Linked DNA regions of Mus musculus: region 1 is linked to region 2. Evidence: chromatin loops called from intact Hi-C (ENCODE). Cell type or tissue: left cerebral cortex. All regions are shown on one strand. Each heading gives the region's core, and the rest is flanking DNA. Links, peaks and the distances in the headings are about the cores only. Region 1 overlaps Nfasc (neurofascin). Region 2 holds the start of Cntn2 (contactin 2).

Region 1 (10,456 bases), core at 1,269-9,268, 53 kb after region 2:
GGGCCACATACCACCTACAAAGTCTCAGAAATATCAGACGGGTCCAGCCCTGGAGCCTTAGCTCAGAGGAGTGGTGGGCAGGAGTCTGGGCTCTGTCCTCCAGGGACTCGGAGCAGGCAACCACTCCCAGTTCTTCACTCTTAATTTTCCGCCCACCCCATCGTCTCTGTGGTTTCTGTCCCCCTCCCCTACCTCTCCCTTCTTTGCCTACTGATGGCTTCCCCAATCCCCAACATAAACTTGCCTTTCTGTCCACAGACCCTGAGTCCTTCCTGTTCATATTCAAACCCAGAATGGATGACAGTGTGGCCTGTGATGGGCAACCTTAGCCTCCCAGCCACAGAAAGGCATGGAAACTGCAGGACGAAAGAGCTGAGTGCCAGCTCCCTCTCTGTGGAAATCTCCAGAGAGGCTCAGCCAGGCTCTTATCTGGGCTGACTGCTCCTGCTCCACCTCCATCTAAAGAGGCCCTGGGCCTAGTCCACAAACTCGGCCACCTTTTCATAGAGTTCTTCTATTGAACAGAACAGGGAAGCTAGTGAGGGTCTTCTCCTTGTTCTCCAGATCAGTCTTTGTTGGGACTAACAGTATGAGGATGACCAGGCAAACGAGAGAGAGCAGAGCGGTATCCCTTACTGCTTCACTGCTAATGATCTGACCACTGTCTACCTTCTCTGGTGGTGTTAGCAGTAGGCAGAGACTAAGACATAAACAGTAACCCTATCTTTGGAGACATAGTGACATGCTATTCTGCCTCAAATCTCCTAAGACCCTGATAAATAATATCCCCTGCATCTCCCATCCTCACAGAAGAGGGCAAGGCCAGGGATGGAAGCCAGAGGACTTTCCCCAGGAGAATCAGCCTCCCGAGTCTAAGACGTTTCAATCAGAACGTGACTTATTTTACTTCCATGGGCCTCTGTGGTTATAAGTCCTATAGGGAAGAAGGGCGCATTTCCAAGGTCCCTGAAGCATCCCTACATATAAAAGCAGAGCTATTGCTGAGCCCTAAGTGTGGGGACTAGATGACCATCCATTATGTCTCAGAGAATCCAAGGGAAGTCCAAAGTCAGTAACAGTGTAGTCCCCAAACCCCAGTCGACTTCAGGCATCAAGAAAGTACCAGGAGGATCTGGTAGGGCACGGCAGGGAGCAGGAGAGAAACCTCCCTGTCATTGTTTTTCCAGGGTTCAAACCCAAGGAAGCCCTAGGCCAGAGAGTCAGCTCAGTGCTCTTAACGCTCTGCATGAAGCTCTTGGCTTATCCTACTCATTAGCATGCCCGTGGAAGCATGAATTCACAAGTAGACACTGCAGAGATAAGTATGAAAGTACTAAGTAGACAAGCAGAGACACTATGAGGTGAAGCTCAGTTGTCTCGGGGCTGGGTCTGTATCCACCATGACCATAACCACAAGTGAGACAGAGGAAGAGGTTTTGTTCCTCTGGATAAGACAGTTCTCACTTAGTTCTTTATGAATAATGCATCTTCTAGTACTTTCTGGGAGATGAGAGGTTCACAAGGTCCTGGTTTTTTTTTTTTTTTTGACTATTTAAATGGTGTCATGAGAAAATACTCCTCATAACTTAGGTCACTGCCCCGCCCTGTCATAGAGTCCGGGAACCTGGGTTCCTTTCCTTCAGGTACAGAGGCTGTACATTTTCCAGGGCCCATGAATCCAAGTCCATTTTCCTCAATGGTCTCCTATGACCACTGGTCCTTTAACATACAGGGACATATACTCACATCTCCCTTAGTCCCTCTGTATCACATGCTTTCCAGGGCATTTCAGCAAGTGCCCTTGGGACAGATATGATGAGAGGTTGGACTAGGTTTTGAACTTTGTTCAGCAGCTTGAAGATAAGGGCGAGAAGCGACCATGTGGATGCTTCCAGCCACATCCCCCTCCTCTGACAGCCACTCCTACCACGTATAAAGGAAGGCATTCTCTGTGGTGATAGTTCCTGGGTTCTTCCCCTGGGGCTGTGGCAAGCTTCAGAGTATAAGTGAGAAGGGGAAATGGGGAGAGAGGGTGGGAGCTACTGGAAGCCCCCAGGTGTGCCCCCCAGTGAAGTTCCGTAAAGAGTAGACCTCCAGAGGCCACAGCTGGTGAATCAGCATGCCCTCGACCCACTCATTGCTATGTCTGTTATTCCCAGGCTGGAGGGCCACAGGATACAGGGAGGGCAAAGCCAAGAGGAAAGGCACCACAGCTGGAGAGAGAATCAGCCAAAGCGTCTGACGGGCAGGCAGGAAGGGCATGAGCTTTTCACAAGGGAACTATGTATTGCTCAGGCCTGTCAGAGCATTTCAACCTGGGACTGAGTTAGGGAGAGGATGGAAGACTGATGAGCCCTGAAGAGGGGCTGGCATTAACAGAGGGGGTCACAGGTTAGGTAGATATATTCCTGGGTTAGAAGTTGTAGCCACACAGGAACTATGAGTGTGGGAAAAGCCCTGGCTGGTACTGATTGGCAATCAACAGCTGGCCAGCAACCTAGAGAGAGCCATGAATGTCCAGTACCAAAGATGGTTTAGGGAAGCCTAGATCTGGAAGCTGAGAGTCTGCCAATATAGGGAAGGCTAACCCTATAGACTGTCTTAGTCCCCAAGAAAGACACACAATTAAGGACTTGAGCGTTTGGGGGAGTATCGTGTAGAGATGGAGAGACGACACATCTTGTTCATTTTCACGTTGTCCTAAACCCGCCACAGAGCTTCTTCTATCAGCAACCCACCCAACCTTCACAGCTCTGAGCTGAGTCAAAGACAAGAACAGCTTCCAGGCATTCCAAGATGGAATGTTCGGTCCAAGATCGTCCACATGGCACGAAGACTACCCCAGCCAAGTCACAGACTGTTAGACAGATGGGTAGCAATCCTAGCAGACTGAAGATACAGGTGGATGAGAGGGATTATTTTCGCCGGGCGATAGAAGAACTGATCAATTTGGGGGGAAGTGACGAGGTTTGGTGAGGATGAGAAGGAAGAGGGTGGAGGGCTGGACACCACTCCCTTTGAATAGACCCAAGCTCTACTGGCCCCAGAAGGTGTTGTGCACGCAAAGCTGACAACATCTGATATAACTGGCATGTCTCAGTTACCCAAAAGTACAATCTGCCCTTCCCGTGTGTCATGTGGAAGTTGGTGCCTGGAAAACACACTTGATTGACAGCAAAGACCCAGGGCCCATCCTGCACAGCATGCTGAGTTTAGATCGTTTAAAATTGGAAGGAAGACATGGAGGGGGAGTTGGAATGACACGTCTCCTTGCAACTGCAGCTCACAGGAGGGCTGCACAGACTGCCCTCTGAACACGGCAGACTTCTTACTGCTGGATCCTCTACACTGGGTCTGGAGTGCCCAATGAGGAAGGAGACAGGAAAAATGCTTGACCAATGAATGAGCTTTGAGTGGACTCACCCCAAGTACCTGTTGTCTCCACTGGGGAAGAGACTCACACATGAGCCAGGAAGACAGGGTGACCCTCCCTCTAGCATGGCAAGAATTGTTTGCTCTGTGGTCCCCAGGCCTTGGACAACTTCTGTGACTCACATCCTGGAAGAGGGCTGGTGGGAGGAAGCACTGGCCTAGCTGGCTGGCCTGGTTACTGGGTAGGAGGCTGAGGTAGGGAAGACTGGTAGTTTCTTAATACTGGCGGATCTGGCTGGCAAAACATGAAACCATAAGGGGGTATGCAACAGAAGCAGAATCAATGTAGGAAGCAGTGGGCGGAAATAAACGGGTGTTGGTAGGAAGCAAACCAAGTGAGCTAGGAAATACAGAGCAAGCTCGGATTCCTGCCTGGTTCTTGATTCTCTCACCTAAAGGTGTGTCTTAACAAAACTTGTTTCTTTATGCAGGCTCTCGTGTACCCTGGAATGCCCTCATCTCCTAACTTGTGGGAAAATCCAAGCTCAGAGGACTAGGAAAGGAACCCAGGCAGCCCTTGCCTAGTTTCTCTGGCTTGAGGGCAGCCCTTGGTAGAGCTTTGATGGCCCTCAAACCAACAGCATGAAGACTGGAGGAGAAACTTGTTAGCAGGTTGGCTTTTGTCACAGACCCACCTGGCCAGCTCCTGACCCCAAAGGAGGGGGTCTGTCTCCATACCAAATACTGAGGAGCTGAGTTCCTGGAGTCAAGACCATCAATCCCTGACACACATTGAGGCTCCAGGCTCTGGAGCCCTGGTCTCACTCAGAGACGTGCTTGCTTATTCTCACTGAATGGAACATACGCTAGCTGGTGGAATGGCGCTGGGTCCCCCCATGCAGCATGCAAAGGCCAGCATGCAGTGTGTTCACCCTTTCAGGGGGATTGTGGTGTCACCAGGGCCAGGAACCAGCTGTTCCCTCTATAGCACACCTTCTAAGAGCATCTCTATGATCAGAGATGTCAGGTCCAGCAAGGCTCAGGTGGCCACAACAGGTTTTCTCTCAGCTTCAGAGGGTTCTACATGTGAGACCACTTCTGAGCCAGCCTCTTTCGTAAGGACAAGCATTATATGAAAGGAGAGAGCATGCTCACATCCTCTAGTCAATGCTCTCTAAACACCTTCCTTTCAAGTTTGGCTTCTCCACTGAAAGGGTGACCTGGAGCATGCTTTCAGCCCTCGCCACTTCCTCTTGCTGGGCTCTGGCCAGCATGGGCTCCATTTGCACTGCCCCGAGCCATGCCCATTACCTCTGTTGATGGTACAATACCTGCAGTTGGAGTAGCTTCAGACACAGCACCCAAGATGGCCAGAGAGAGAGGGAGAGAGGATGAGAGAGGGAAGAGAAAACAGCATAGGTGAGACCACAGAGGAGAACAGAAAGGGTCTGGCGCCAGCCTGACTCCAGGGGTATGGCCAGGTGCTAGATGCAACCCTGAGGATGCTAAGTGGTGTTCAGGGCGTCATGCTCTACCCCACCGGAGCTAGGCGGGTTGTCGTTATTCCACCTGGGGCTTAGAGACCTAACACATTTCTATCCATAATCAAGGGCTTGCCATATAAGAGGTGTCTGCAAGGCACAATTCAGGCAGAGTGTTATATTCCAGCTTTTCCCCCCAGGATTTGTCCTACCCTGGCTGGGCTAAGTGATCCTCTACGATGCCAGGAATTGAGGATAAAAATGTAGGTGGTGCAGGAGCAGCCAATTCTAGGCAACAAGATCCCCTGCAAGATGCTTGATAGTAGGGCAAGGGACCGTCCCAGGCTCATATGTTCAAAGTATGATGGCGCTGAAGGCCCTGGGGCTCTGAAAGCATGTGATCTGGTTTTCTGCTGCCTCAGTTTTCCCCATTAGTTGTAGTTCATAAGATTAGGAACACAAATATGATTGAGAGCTCTAGAATAGATCTCTGAACAATTTCCACAAATCCAAAACCATCTCTGTTCTCTGGAGTTGCAGGAATTCCCCCATCATGGTCACTGGGGTTGGACAAAGTGGCTTTGTCTGCTGCCCTGAGGCGGGAAGAGAGGCTTTCTGGACATCTCTAGAAGTACAGAGAGAGTGTACCCTAGTCTGTCAGTCTCTGGTAGCAGCCCTAACCAACTTCCTGAATGTCCAGGGGTTGGAAGAGGACACCAGGATCGGGAGTTTGTTGTGTGACTACTCCTTATCTAGGAGACCAGAGAGGGACACAGGGGGCTGACAGTCCTTTCCCAACTGCTGCTGCAGCTGTACAAGAATACTGTGCTGAAGCAGCAGGGCCTGGCCGTCCCCTTAGGAAGCACAGCGCTCTCCTGGGACACAGATGAGAATGCTCAGAAGAGCACATCTGGATCAGGAGGAGACCACAGGACCTCATGGGAGACAGGCACTAGTCACGATCATATGACAGTCCCAGGAATACTTATTCACATCGCCCTTTTGGTCTCCCCTTACATATTGAATCTCCCCAAACTTCCTGCCCTTGGCAACACCTTCATTCAGGCAGAAAGACAAAGAACCATTATTGAGGACGTCTCTAGACATTGTGAACTTCTTACTATCTTTATCTCCCTTGCTACTGGTGCAGTGCCTGGCTTGGTACATGAGGGTGGGTCCTCAAAAAAATTACTGTTGCATAGACTATTGTCTCTCTGGAGAGGTAGAGAGTGCTCACCATTTATAAGGCGCTGCCAGTATTGAGGCTTTTAGGGTCCAATTTTTTGGGAGGTTACACTGAAACCAGCAATGCATGCAAATGAGCCGAGAGCGCCCTCTACTGTACACTCAGGTCAGGCACAGCTCTGGCTTGGGATCTTAGAGGTTAGAACTGGCCTTGACTGAGTTCACTTGCTGTTTGTGAAGCTGGCTTGGCAAGAGTTGTTCCCAGCTCCCACCTCTCTGCAACCAGACACCTCATCTTATTCATGTTGTAAAGGGAGAACATATTATTTCCTGCTCTGCTTTTGATCCAGGCAAGCACTTTGCCCTATCTCCTTGGCTCTCTATGCCCTTGGCAAAAGACAGGATGTTCCCAGAGTCCTCAGGGAGGACTCTCAGTAGATGAGCAGTTTGACTCTTTGGAGTTCATCAGGATGGTTATTTCTCATGTCCCCCTGATTGCCTGTCGTCTCACATGTCCTTCCTTATTCCCCTGCAAGGACAGATAGTTGATAAGTAGCTGAGTAAGTCAGGGCAAAGTGGAGGACCAGTCCGCCTGTACATCTAAGAGTGATGATCTTTCCCGATACACTACTGATATCTCTCAGTACCCAAGTCAGGCTGTCTCCTGCAGTGGGCCTGAGGTTCTGTGGCCTCACTTCCTTTCTAGCCGGGAAGGCCAAACCCAGCTTCTGGTGTGTTTCTCTAGGTGTCTAGATTAGTTAGGGCCTTTTACTCCAAGGACTGCCACCGTGGACCTACCTTCATTTGGAGGTGCTGGGGACTCCTCTGTGGCTGCTTCTCCAGAGCCCACCTGTGTCCTGGCACTGAGGGAGAAGCGGTAACGCGACACTGGGTCTGCTCTCTGCACAGAGAACTTGGTCTGATTGGGAGAGAAGTTTTCCACCATCTGCTTTCCCAGTTTGGTTCCATTAACTGGGGAGAGAGACAAGTGGGAGGTTTGATAGGACAGCTTTCGGAGTTTCTGGAAGAGGAATGTGGCCCCTGCCCAGCAATACTCAAGACCTGATTTAAAGGCGGGCATCGGGACCTCCCACTATAAGTACTGAGGAACTTCCAGTGTTCCTCAGGGTTCACATTTGTCACTGAGCCCAGCGTCTCTAGCCTCCTGAAAGTCTCGTGGCCAATTCTAAAAGCTCAGCTTGCACTTCCCAAGCCCCCGGTCAAGGTCAAATCTTTGGAATTCTTCTCTTCTGTCCAAATAGAACCGGGGAAATCCCCCAGGGCCTTGATTGCTACTGCCTCTTTTGTAAAAGACCACACTTTCTTCAATACAGGAGGGTAAAGGTCAGATCCAGAGATCAATTCAGAACAGCATGGAAGACACACTGCTAAAGTGTCAGTAACAGGTCCCTGGCCCTTTGGGCTTCCCAGAGAGGGGCAGCACTGTCTACACTGGACGTCTTAACATTGTTGAAGTGTGATGGCATCCCTGTTCCTATGGAGACTCCTGAGCATCCTCAGATGCCTGCGCACACACCATTTGCCCATCACATAGAAGGGCTAATGGGAGAGGAACTCTTCTGCATAGCCTTGTAGGTGCTGAAGACTACCAGCTTCCAGAGGGCTGGGATTACTGCCTCCTACAGGCGGGGCTGTATAAGAAGAGCAGGGACTGGGTTCTGCTTGCTCCCTTAGTTATGGAGAGCTCTCCCTTAGCGTTCACATTTCCTACGGAATGCCCTCTGCGCCCATAGGCTTCTGATCTCCACTCCTCAAGAAACTAGTGAGAAATGGTCTGTGATTGTATCGGATTCAGAGAAAGCAGGGAAGCAGAACATACAGGGCACGTATCTGAGGATGTATCCAATCAGGATTCCGTTGGGGTGCTCTGGGTGGTCCCACTCCAGGTTGATGGTCTCCAGGTTGGGCTGTCGGACTCTGAACCGCCTGGGGGCACTGGGTACTTGGGGAAGGAGGAAGGAGCCAGGAGGTGAGGGCAGGGAGGATGAGGAGAACACAGAAAACAAAGTACAGGCATGAAGGCATGACCTTAGGTATCGCTGTGCAGGACTACTGTCGAACCTGGACCTAGCTCCTTAAGGGCAGAGCCTGCTGCCTGCCTGGCAACCACTTTCACCTGGTATAAAGCCAAGTGGGCTCTGCTACTGCTGCTGAATTGGAGGAAGAAGTCAAGTGAGTTTCCTTTTAGCAGCTACCCTGGAGTTGACACAAATAGGTGGCTTCAATCCTGCAAATATACCTCCAAACCAGAGAGCCACTCCCAGGCAGGGAACCAATCATAGCTGTCTTGTGGCAAGGGTGCAGTTCCCAGTCCCCAGCCAAGGGCTCTCACCACTGGCTGCAGCAGCAGGCCCCAGCTTCTGAGCTGGGAATACAAGCTCTGTCGGGGAGGAGATAGAGACTCAGGACAGAGCACCTGGAAAGGGGTGGGGAAGTGATGAGGAGAGACTAATGATAGGAACCAAACTGAGGAAGGAGGGAGAGACAGGGATAAAGAAGACAAGAGGAGAGCAAGGGATAAGCGAGAGGAGGAAAAGAAGAAAAATAGGAAACAGTTAAGGAAGGAGGGAGGAGAAACAGAGAAGCCATAGCTCATGCCGAGTGGATAAAAGAGCTGAAGGGGAACCAAGGTGATAATAGAACTTTCTAGATGTCTGGACCCCAGGGTTAGATCAAACCTAAACCCTCAGGAGGGTGGGGGTGACACTTGGTAGTACTCTATACACATAGGCCAACTTCCCAGGAGTGTCTCTTGATGCTGTGGGGGAGGCTCGTGTAGATCTTGGGTGCTGGTAAGCAGGACATTGAAGTGGCCAGACGCACTCGTGGCTTCTCCTCAGAGGAGGTGCTGGCTTCAGTCTCATGGCCTGGGTCTGGAATGCCATGCGCTCACTGCACAGATCTCTTGATAAGCAAGTTTCCAGGAGGGTGGGTCACTTTGGTGACGGTCATTCGCTTGCCGAGGTCACCCTAGCTGTCCATGCTGGAGCTGCCCCAGGCTCACTGGTGGCACTACCCTTGTCTAAACCCACATTGAAGAACTGCGGGTCAGACCTACCTCCTTCTGGGGTGGTGAATTCCTTGGTTTCACTTCGAGGCCCGTCACCTCTCCCATTGACCACCACCATCTCCAGCTTGTAGTTACTGTAGGGGAACAGGCGGGCCACCACGCCCCGGGGACGGTCACCAGGGAAGCTGGCCTGCTGTCTCTTCTGAGACACCCACAGGTTCTTCAGCAAACTGCTTTCCCTCCAGTAGTAAGCCTTTGAGACAGAGGCAGGTTGGTGAGTGGCGAGGCAGCAGGGCCAGGTTAGTGGTTAGTGGTGGTAGTGACTGGTCCTCCCTTTGCTTGCTATAGGCTGCTCTGTCTCAGATGACCTCATCCTCCCCATAGAGGATGGCAGGACAGCCTTAGGATCCTGATCACGAATAGAGTAACGCTGAACATGAAACACAGTTAAAATTTTCACCCGTTTTTGGAGCCACGCCACCACATCTTTGGAGAATATGTCCCAGCTGGGTAACAGGTTGCACAAGGAGAGTCCATGCCAGAACCATAAATGTGAACCAGGGGTCCTGGCGCAGAAAGCTTTGTGCCTGGTGCTCAAAGGCCATTTTGCTTTCAGTTGGATTAGTACTGTTTAGGGAGACAGAAGGTGGGCACACAAGGAGCAGGTTGTCCCAGACAGTCAGAGTATATGAGCAATGGTTGATTTAACTCTCGGAAGCCAAGCCATTTCTTCACATACCGTTGAAGATCGTTCCGATGGCAGACACGTGTCCAAGTCAGTAGGGATACAGGGCTGCAGGGAGCGGAGCTCGGATGGGAAGGGTGGCCTTGGAGGTGGCAGAGGTGAAGGATATAGTGAAGGTCTTATTAGCAGTGGTAGGAAGCCACGGGATAACGTGTCACAGCAGTGTCACGGGCAAAGTGGTGAGGAAATCCACACTTATGGAGACTGATAAGTACTTCAGTAAGAAAAATCTCCAGGCCAGCAGGTTAAGGGTTAAAAGTTAACTGTTGGGGAGGAGCTAGGTCAGGTGCACCTGGCCTTCCTTTCTTTAGTTCACTGCCAAGTTCATTTTCCAAGAAGGGACCGACCTCCTTCTGTGTGTCCCCAGCTGCCCATCAGCCAACTCCTGATGACCTCAGAAGTCACAGACCCGGGGGAACCCATGCCATACCACCCTCACTGTCAACTGAAATGCAGCTTCCTTCCTGAGGGAAAGTCCTGAGTTACTTCTACAATCTCAGCCCAGCCCTCTGAGGACAGAAACTGTTCCCAGGCTGGAGGCCCAAGAGGCCAGGGCCTTTGGAATCTGTGTCAGGTAGCAGAGTTGGCTGAGGTAACAGGGAGGCAGCTTATATCCCTTTGGTGGCTTTGCCCGTTAGTGTG
Region 2 (10,456 bases), core at 1,549-9,548:
ACTCAGTATATAACCTGACCAGGCTGGAAGGAAGGTCTTTGGCACAGCAAATGGTACATATGCCCACACACACAAGCACACCAAGGTCTCCGGGTCAGCAGGGCATCTAGTCATAGGAAATCTCACAAGTGTACTTCTGGCTGCTGCCCAAATATGGGGGCATTGTCCACAGCACAGGGAGGTGCTGGCTCAGTTTGGAGCCCACATACCCAAGGCTTGCAAAACCAAAACCAGTAGGCAAGAGTTGGTAGTACTGCCTTCATCTCTGTTTTTCTTTTCTTTTCTTTTTTTTTTTTTTTTTATAAAGATTGACCTTTTTTTTTTTTTGGATTTTCGAGACAGGGTTTCTCTGTGTAACCCTGGCTGTCCTGGAACTCACTCTGTAGACCAGGCTGGCCTCGAACTTAGAAATCCGCCTGCCTCTGCCTCCTAAGTGCTGGGATTAAAGGCGTGCGCCACCACCACCCGCCTTGACTTTATTTTTAATTATGTGTACTTGTGTGTGAATGCAGGTGCTCACACGTGCTGGAAGAGGGTGTTGAACGCCCTGGAGCTCCACACTGGGCACACACTAGCGCAGGCCCTCGAAAGGAAAGAGCAGGGCATATTCCTAACCTCTGAGGTTTCTCTCTGGCTCCCCGACCTCATCTCTGTACAGCTCCGTGGGTTTAAATAAGTTATCCTCCCTGATGGAGCCTCAATTTCCCCATCAGCAGAATGGGAACTAGGTGAGCATTACAGAGTGGTTCTGTGGCTACACCTGTGCTGGTTATCCGAGTTGCCTCGGAGCGGCTGTGTTGCCTCCGAGCCCTCTGGACCTGTATCAGTCTCCTGTGGAGAGGGAGGCAGAGGATGGTTCTAGATGTCCCTTCTGCCTCCATCTCCTCTAGTTTCCACTTCCTGTTCTTGACTTTCCCAGGAGGCTCCCTGGTTGAGGAACTTGGAAATCGTCCCTGGGTCTGGGGAATCGTGAACTTGTCTCTGGGCATGGAGAAGCCACTCCTCATTTGCTCTCTTGCCTTTTGCCAGCTGGCCAGGGCTGGAGCTCCAGTTCCAACACAATGGCTAGGCTGGGAGGAGCTTGGGCAGAGGGCATTTATCCTGAACACAGCAGAGCAAGGCAGAGGTGAAGTCACAGTGCTCTCACCTTTGCCATGTAGTGGTCAAGATTTCATGTTGTCTTTCTGGTGATGTCTGTAGATTAGAGAGAATCCAATCCCACTGCATACTTTAAACTTTAATCTAGGATTTTTATCATCCACCAGCCTGGCCTAAATACCCTGAGTACCCTCTAAGGACCAAGACCTTAGAGGAGGCTTTGGAGGAGATGTGTGTGGGGTCAGGAAGATATGCAGTTTCTCCTGGGATGAACTGTATATCAGCCAGTGTGAAGAGATATGCTGAGCCCCATCATCCTGGGTAAACTAGGAAAGCCCACATATAAGCCTGGAGTAAGGCTGGAGAGATGGCTCAGTAGATAAGAGCACTGGTTGTTCTTCCAGAGGTCCTGAGTTCAACCACATAGTGGCTTACAACCTATATATAGTATGTATATACATATATTTTTCTTTTTTCTAAATATATATATATATATATATATATATAGTAAAGGTTGGAGCTTTCTGCTTCCATGAAGGTGAGGCAGCCAGACTCTACTATGCCTTGCATTCATTTCCAGTACCATGAGTGCATGCATTTGTGAGCGTGCATGTGTGTGTGTGTGTGAGTGCATGTGTATGAGTGTGTATATGTGAAAATGCATGTATGTAAATGCATGTGTGTGTGTGCCTGTGTGCATATGTGTGTGTGAGTGCATTTGTGTGCGATTGCATGTATGTGTGTGTGAATGCATGTGTGTGTGTGTGTGTATGAGTATGTGTGTGTGAGTATATATGTGTGTATGTGTGGGTGCATGTGTGTATATGTGTGTGTGAGTTCATCTCTCTCTCTCTCTCTCTCTCTCTCTCTCTCTCCACACACACGTACCTTCAACCCATAATCCTTCTGTAGCCAACTCTCAAACACTGGGATCATAGGAATGTGCTACCACATCTAATCCCATCACAGTGTTCAGTAACAATGGGCCAGGCATTGTGCTGAGCACAGGGGAGGCAGTAACTGAGGACCCCCCCCCCGCCCCCCGCCTTTATGGCACTCACTGGATGGCTAAGAGCAGCCACTAGATGTGCTTTCAGGTTCAAAGATCAGTCATCTTCCCGCACCATCTGCTCTATGACATGTCCTAGAAGGCCCAGGATGGAGAGGGCCTTTGTGTCAGAGTGAGGCCGGAGTGGAGTTATGCCAGGCCCAGATTGGCCCAGCTATCTCTGAGCTAGCCAAGTCTTGCCCAGGCCAGCTGCCCTGGTACAGGGGTGCAGGCACAGGCTGGCACAGTCGGGCACAGACTCTCACCATCAAGGGGCTGGTTCTGTGAGGTACTAGCACATGGGAGGATAGGAGGTTCAGGGGTTCTGGTTAAAGTTCCTAGTCCAGGAAACAAAGGGTGAGAGGAAGGAAGGACAGCTTGGAAACAGCAGACTATGAGGTAGACTCCAGCACATGACAGAGTTTCCAGGCTGAGGATCTCTCTGGAGCCAGTTTTAAAAATGTACCTAGTCCAGCAGGTCTGTTGCTGCCTCCTGGGATGTCCAGTTCCCTCTCGCCCCAGCTCTTCCCTTCATCAGTCAAGCAGAGCAGAGAATTAAAGGGTGTGGTAGTATTACATACACTATAGTCGGAAGCGCGCTTGGAGCATGGTATAAGACACAGAGAGATCTACGGTCAACCTTTAAAATGTTTCAGGAGCCTCTTGGATGCTCACCTCAGCCTCGGCATGTAGCATGTCTCGAGTTTTACAGGGCAGGTTATTGAGCCAATGAGACCTGGGATCCCTAGTTGTTATACTCTGAGTTACTGCCTTCAGTACTAATCTCTTGTACCTTAGTCTTCTGTAAAATGGGGACAAAGAGGGTCACCTCAAGGGACTCTTGTGAGGTCAGAGCGGTAATTGGGCCACTGCTGATGCTTGGGAAAGACTAAACCTTATAACCAAGCTCCCCCCAACCCCACCTCACCCCCCAGGATACACACTGCACTTTTGTGAGTCAGGTGTGTTGACATTCCGTGCTAACGGCAGAGACACCTGCCACTTAGACCTTTTCCTCACATTCCACAGATGCAATGTAATGAGGCAAACTCTAGACTATGGCAGGAAGATATTCCACTGACAGACTTGTACCCAACACCACACATTTAGGGAATGTGGCCTGGGTGTGCCCATGACTCTCTCAGTGGTTTTTCTCTCATGCACTCAACTCCTGCCAGGGACAGAGGGAGACTGAGCTCAATGCCTGTTCTCCGCTTAGGATCCGGTTCTGGATCCTAAGCGGAGGATCTATCTGGCAGGGCCATCAAAGCCCAGGAGGCTCTCAGTTACTATAGTCTGCTTGGAGGATGGGGCTCTAAGCAGAGGTGTGGAGGATGCCGGGTGCCCGGTGGGCCAGGCCAGGCACCACTGGATGGGGGATGGGAGAGGGCCTGAAGTAAAGAAGTGTTTGCAAGGGGCGGGGGGGGGGGGGAGGGAGGATATGGGTGAGATAGGGGGCCACAGAGCCAAGTGAGAGAGGCTGGCAGTCCTCAGACCATCTCCTCAGCAGGCACGGCTCTTTGTCTTTCAGCCGACTCCTGAGGCATCGGTGCTGTTAGGTCTCATGGGGAGACTGCGATTCCCAGGCTCAGGAGTCTGTCTGAACCTTCAACACTGACTTGGGGAGTCTGGCTCTTGGTCTGCAGCCTGGAGTCTACAGTAAAGAGACTCCTCAGAGTTAAAAGGCCAGAGTGTGGGGAACATAGGTCTTCCTGGAAAGAAGCGTGAGACTGGGGTCCAGTCACCCCACACGGTCAGTCCCTCCACCCCTCCAATCCTTCTCTATGTGTAATTTGGGGTAGCAAGCAAAAACCTTAGAAGACAGACCTCAAACCCCACATCCCCCCCCCCACCCCGTGGTGAGGATTTAACCCAGAACCTCGCATATTCCAGACAAGCGCCTTCTACTTCACTCTACCTGTAGTCCTCGGAAAGCTCCTTTGTAAAACTGGAGGAGCATGAACAATTGCTTCAACTGGTTTCCGAAGGACCAAAGCAGGAAGGGGAGGATCTCGGGCATCAGCGGGACCATCTTTGCATGCCTGTCCTGTCTACTGAGAAGAGACTCCTTCTTATTCCCAGCCCATGACCCCAGCTCCCAGGTGCTTTTCTGCAGACCAGTGGAGAGCAAACGCCTGTTCAGGTGGAAACTTCAAAGGGGATTGACAGACATTGAGATAACACAGGGTCCCTCAGGAGGAGACTATGGTTTTAAATCAGGATGGGTGCCCTGAGCAGGGCAGGGGTTGACTTCTACAGGTCAGAAGGGGTCCATGCGGTTGGTACAGACACTAAGGTATATTCTAGCATGTCCCGGAATGGATGATACTCAGGTTTAAGGTGAAGCTTTGCTTTTGATTGCGCCTTGCTTAGTAGACAGAGAGACATGGACTCCTTTTGTAGCAAGGACTCATTCAACCACAGAAAGGTTCAACTCTTCCAGGAAGGTGAAGTCACCCCTGTGGGTGTTCCAAGTTAGCAATAGTCCTGGAATTTTGGTCTAGATGAGAGGCAGTGGTCCCCCTGGGAGAACCAGAAATGCCAGCATGTGGGAAGATGACAAGGATGTCATCATTTACCATCTGAAAGAGGATGGCCTGAGGCTGGAAGAAATGTGCCTGCATCCCAGCCTAACTCCTGCCTCTGGCATGACTGTCTCAAGCCTAGACCCAACACTGACCCCAGATCTGCGGCCATCTTTACAGTTATGTGACAGGAGGTTGTCCTATGGCTCGGCTTCCTGCCCAGAAGTGTCCTCTATTGTCTAATGTAAGTTCCTTATACCCCAGTGGCATAGTCTTCGCTCTGATTCTTCCCTTTGTGTGGATAAACCACTTCTTCCCTGATGCTCTCGTTCCACTCTGAGTCTCTCCAAGAACACAAATACCACCATATCCATGCTTGGAGATTGGCTCTGAAGTCTTCTCATCCGTCATCTGGCTTGAGACACTTATTGCCAGAAAGACCTTGTACTCCTCAAGCCCTCACAAATGCGTGGCTGATAGTGTCAGCATAGAGGCTGGTTCGGGTGTTTCCTGCAGCTTATACACTTCCTAGGACTGATCTGGAGTCAGTCCAGCGCAGTACATACAGCTGTCTAGTGGATCATGGGGACTCAGAGCTAATACACATGCCTCCACTTAAGCGGTGTCAGGAAGTGGAGGTGCCCAGCGAAGGCCACTGGGGACAGTCTGAGGGTGACCTCAGGGCTGGAATCTGAAGAGTACATGCTCTGGGATGGCAGGTGCAAAGGATGATTTGGCCTGGTGGAGATTGGGGAAGGGGAGAAACCAGTCCCGTCAGTAGCCCTTCTCTTTAAACCCCTCACTTCTTCCCGACAAGGGCAGTGGCTTCTGAAGGAGGCAAGTGGGACCTTGAGTGTCTTTGATGCTATCACTTCAGAAGCCCCTCCTATCTGTTTGCTTCATCCCCGGACTGCCTCTAAATTAGCAAAGATTCCCACAAGACAGTAGGAAGGACTTTGACCTTGTGCAAGAAGCACTGAGTGGTTCTGCCAGAGCCTAGAGGTTGCCGCTGGGGCCCCTGGGAGGAGCTGAACGCTCCTGACTCGGAGGCAGCCCTGAAACATGACACCTGTTTCAACCACCGGACCATTTCCCGGCCCCGCCCCTGGAGCCTCAGTCACACTTGCCCCTCCCACAGGTGGTCCACTCTTGGCTGCCCGTGTCATTTAGTAGTGTAGCTGGTCCCTTTGAGCAGGACCTGGGACAAGTGTTAGATCATCTCAGAAGCTAAGTGGATGACGGGGCATCTGAATAGGGGTTTGGGGGAGTGCCCGAAATAGCTGCCCAGCTGCTCAGGACCAGGCTATGCGGACAGTTCCCTCTCCTGTCTCCTAGGCAGAAGGGTTCAAACCCACCCTTGTACAGGACTGAGGTCACTGCATGCAGAACCACTCTGTGCTGGTCACACTAGTTACAAATGTACTAACAACTTTGGCGTCTTTACCCTGAAGACCGGAAGGAAGCTCAACTCCCCCTACCTCCCAGGGGTGGGGATGGGGTGGGGATGGGGTAGGGTTGGGGGCAGAGCTTCACCGTCCAGGCTGCCTGTGCAGCCCAAGACACTAGTCTCTAGGCATGGCTTCACCTTAGCCTCTTGCCCCCCCAGTGCTGCAGCCAGTCTTGGAGGTGGTGACAGACACTCCCTGGCTGGGGCTGTTTCCTCCTGTAGCCCATTACATAAGCTATGGGGCTAGGCAGAGGGGTTACCCCCTCTCTCTAGAATCCCCTGGAAAGCCAAACTTTGAGCAAATCCTTCCCTCCCACCAGGGAGGCTGAGGGGGAGGGATCTGAGAAGACAAGGTTGAGGAGGGAGGAGGGGAAAAGGAACTGCAGGCTACATTCCAGCCTCACCCTTGGAGGGATGTGACTTGCCTCAGTTTCTCTCCCAAGTTCCAGCTTCTGGACAGCCTTTACCCAAACTTGTGTTCTGTTCTCGCCTCTCTTCAATAGCCTTCCTAGTCCAGCAGAACCAAGACTTCACAAGGAGGTCACCCGGCAAAAGCAGCCCCCCACATGAACTCAGCATTTGGAAACTCAGGTTCAGGTTCATCTAGGGAGTTCCAGGGACAGGGTAGAGCCTGGCCCTACAGAGCTGCTGGGCACTGGCTGGGGTCCAGGGCAGGTCTTGGAGCCCCTACCCTTTTGGCAGGTAGTTACCACTGCCTGCTCAGATTTCTGGACCCTCCCAGGGGCCAGCTTCCTGGACCAGTAAATCAGGCCTTGCAGAATGCCACCCACCTAGACAGGACGGGTAAGAGCCTGCGGGGTCGCTACTATGGGGCTGGGATGAGAGATCAATTGGGACCCAGCCTGCTGCCTGTCCCTGTCCCCTCCCAAGTTTCAAGGAAGACATTTATAAGGGCTGAGCCGGGAGCCCCTCTTGAAACAGCACCCAGGGAAACCTCTGAACTGGAACAGACAAAAATGATAGGCACCTACCTAGAGTGCGGGAAGGGTGTTGGCTGGGGCAGTGCTGCGGTTGCCTGGTGAGCAGACCCTGCCGCCAGCCTCGGGGCTGCTTGGCCCCGCCGGCCTTAGCCACTGGCTGTCCTGGCGTGGCGGCAGCGGGCGAGGGTGCGTATGTGTGTGCGCGCCCCGAGCCACTGCAGCATCTCTGCATCAGGATGCGCTCCTCCCTCTCGCAGGCTCCGCTCACTGGCTGGCTCGGCTCCTCAGCCAACGCTCGGCCGGAGATGGCTTCCTCTGCCCCCTCCCACCCCGCCGTCCCCACCCTCCTGGCTTTACCTCATTTGCTGTCATTTAAGGACCAGGGAGTGAGCCAGAGCGCTGCCGTCTTCCATCAAGCTTGGCCAGCTCCGTGCCCAGCCCAAAGCTGCAGAGGGGCGCTCTGAGAAGGCACAAAAAAGTGTCTCTTGCTTCTGAAATTCTGGAGACACAAGGGCACCCGGCGTCTCGCTTCTCTCCTTACCTAGTCCCTTGTTAGAGAATGGGATCCACAGCAAGCCTCCAATTTGCTGTGCGGGGCAGCTGTGAAGAAGGGCTCAGCCTCCATTATCCCGGTCCCCTCGCCCATCACGTTCCTTTTCCTTGTATTTGCCCAGAAGTAACATGGAATTTTGTCGTTGTTGCTGTCAAAATGGTTAAACTGTAAAAGACATTAAAAATAGCAAAAGTCTCAGATTCTTAACCCATTCTTAACAAATTTGAATACCCACCTCTAGGTTTATATTTTCACTTGGGTTGTGAGAATTAATTTATGAAAATGAGACCACAAAATACATCGTAATGTGCAAAATATATTAACTATACAATTGAGTTTGGACACCTTTGTACACGGGTACCCCTAGATCCAGCCCTCTTTTAGACAGCAAAAGGTGAGACTTCATGAAAAGCTGGTGGGTCTGGAGTCTTTGCTATTGATAGGATGTGTGTGTTTGGCTAAGTCCCCTGCCTCCTTTGAGCCACACTGGTAACCTGCAATGGTTAAAGATGGCTGAGGCCTCTGCTAGCTCTGAGATTCCAGGGGTTCACCCTGGGTAGGAGTGTACCCCTCCTGCCCTGCACCTGTCGTGTGGTGACATGCTCGGGAAGACTGAAGTCTGCAGGCAGAGGGACCCACCATCTGCAGCACCAGTCAGCCCTGACAGGCTGTCACTGTCTTTTCACCCCACTTGGGTTGCCTGCTGTCCAGGGCCAAACTGGCTAGTGGCCCAGATGCTGCAACAGCTGGCAAAGCTGGCCAGCCTCTGAGTTTCAAACGTGATACCTGTCAAATAGGAACGCGGCTCCTGTCTTGCTGACTGGCCAGTGGCTGTGGGCCTGGGGAAGAATGAGGATCCTAATGCTTCAGAGACTTCTGCCTCTCTTCTCTCAGTGCCCCGCAAGGGCGGGCACACCTCCAAAGCACAACGTCTTTGTTCTGATACAGAGATGCCTAAACTCTACTAAGATGTTTCTCAGGTAATTTTTAATTAAATTTGTGACTAGACAGTCATATCCACCTCCTCCAGGGTGGCCTATCCCCGATATCATGGTCCTGTCTGTCTGTCTGTCTGTCTGTGACAAGTTTGCTGTTCTCAAGGTCCTGAGTTACATTACACAGCTAACATCGCCCAAGTGAGACGTGCTCCATCCACTTAGAGGCTCTGCAAGGTGTTTCCAGCAGAAGACAGTAGGAGGCAGGTCCTTGCCAAACAGTGATGTGCCTGCTGCAGTGAGCTGATGAACCATGGTCTGGAAACTGTTTGCAGAATTGTTTTAGACGGAGACCGCTGTCTTTGTTGACTCTATTTTAGGACAACTGCTGCCCTTGTGGTGGGGATCAGGTCTGGGCCAGGGGTGTTATTAGTGTCAGCAAATTTGTTCTCAAAGGCTCTCTCAGATCCCCTTCCAGCCAACTTGCCCCACTGCAGGTGGATCCTGACCAGCATAGTAGAAATATTTATTAAGCCAGGATCTCAGTTTAGAAAGACAAGTCCAAACTTGTGCTGAGTGATCAGCTGAGCCTGGTCCAGATGAGTTGCAGGAGTGGGCACCAGGGATCTTCAGTGCCAGCCTCTGGCATGCTCTCATTCTGGGAGAATGCCTGAGGTAGGTATGTGAGGATCCAGGCAGGTCTTTGTCATGAATTCTATTAGTTTGGTAATAGCAGAAGTATTGCCTGTCTCCACAAGGCCAAGGGCTGTGCTAAGAGCATTACCCAATATACTCTAGGAGGTGTTAGTCTCCTGTTCTTCCCCCTCCTCCTCCCCTTCTCCCCTCTGGTTCCCTCCTCTCTTCCTCCTCCTCCCTCCTCTCTCCCCCTTTTTCTTCTTCCTCCTTCCTTTCCTCCTTCTCTTTCCCCTCCTCCTCTCCTTTCTTCTCTTCCCCTTCTTCTTCTCCCTCTTCCCCTCTTCCTCCTCCTCCTCCCCTTCTTTGTTTTTTGTTTGTTTGGGGTTTTTTGTTTTTGTTTTTGTTTTTTTTCAAGACAGGGTTTCTCTGTGTAGCCCTGGCTGTCCTGGAACTCACTCTGTAGACCAGGCTGGCCTTGAACTCAGAAATCTGCCTGCCTCTGTCTCCCAAGTGCTGGGATTAAAGGTGTGAGCCACCACTGCCCAGCCTTCCTCCTCTTCCTCCTCCTCCTCTCCCTCCCCCTCCTCTTCTTCCTCATTTCACCTGTGATGCTGGCCATATGCAGCTAAAGCAGCAGAGTGGCTGACCTCCAGTTCCTGGCTTAACTCTCTGCTGAGGATGCCAGTTGTCTGCTTTTGATGGTAAAAGGGGTCCAAAATAGAGGGCAGGGTCATTTTCCAATTGGGGTACCTGTCAGAGCCTGAAATTCTCAGGGTGGTTGACCATCAGGGACAACCCTTTTTAACATGGAGAATCAATCAAATTCTGAGATGTCCAGAGCACTCAGTCTCCAAGCTGTGTCTCCACAGACTCCCAAATGGGGTTAGAAAAGGCTAGCTGAAGATAGCCAAGTGGCTAATCAAATGGGCCACTGTTTGGACTGTAAGCATTTGGTGTCCCCTGGGGAGGAGGCTCAGGAGGCATCCTGAGGACCATCCAATCCTCCCAAGGCCATCTGCCCTTCTCTGTGTTAGCCCTACTGGATCAATAGCACCTGAGTCTAGAGGAACTCCATCAGCCCACAAGGGTCCAGACCCAGGGACAAGGCAGAAGATTAAGACCTTGCTATGGCCTCTTGGCACTGGCAACTTTGTATTCTCTTTCCTTACCAGCACTGTTCCCCCCCCCCCCCATCTTTTCTCTTGGCTTCTCTAAACCAACAGCATAGCTGCCTCTGGTTTTAGATGCTACACGCTTTTCTGGAGCTCCCAGG

Evidence for each region. Hi-C counts contacts between places; a loop is a spot of excess contacts. Peaks named below come from ENCODE experiments on the same cell type or tissue, not always from the same donor. Only the 100,000 strongest peaks of a DNase experiment are listed, where the experiment ranks them.
Region 1: it touches region 2 in a loop (2.4-fold over the local background); 2 of 42 quality-filtered maps call a loop at or near these places.

Annotation. Positions count from the first base shown.
Region 1 is chr1:132,588,648-132,599,103 of GRCm38, forward strand. It overlaps Nfasc (neurofascin), which reads right to left. Exons shown (of 30, transcript NM_182716.4): 22 at 7,879-8,001; 23 at 6,837-7,010; 24 at 4,704-4,718. Among named protein-coding and RNA genes, the nearest start is that of Gm51646, 46 kb to the left of the region's middle. In left cerebral cortex, for the core only: CTCF peaks have their summits at 3,443, 6,195 (motif pointing left) and 7,685 (motif pointing left); DNase peaks (open chromatin) are centred at 2,856, 3,139, 3,435, 3,632 and 1 more place; H3K27ac peaks cover 1,145 bases.
Region 2 is chr1:132,535,613-132,546,068 of GRCm38, forward strand. It overlaps Cntn2 (contactin 2), which reads right to left and starts at 7,328. Exons shown (of 23, transcript NM_177129.5): 1 at 7,111-7,328. In left cerebral cortex, for the core only: no CTCF peak of the experiment used is centred there; DNase peaks (open chromatin) are centred at 2,340, 5,220, 5,745, 6,508 and 1 more place; H3K4me3 peaks cover 2,671 bases; H3K27ac peaks cover 4,481 bases.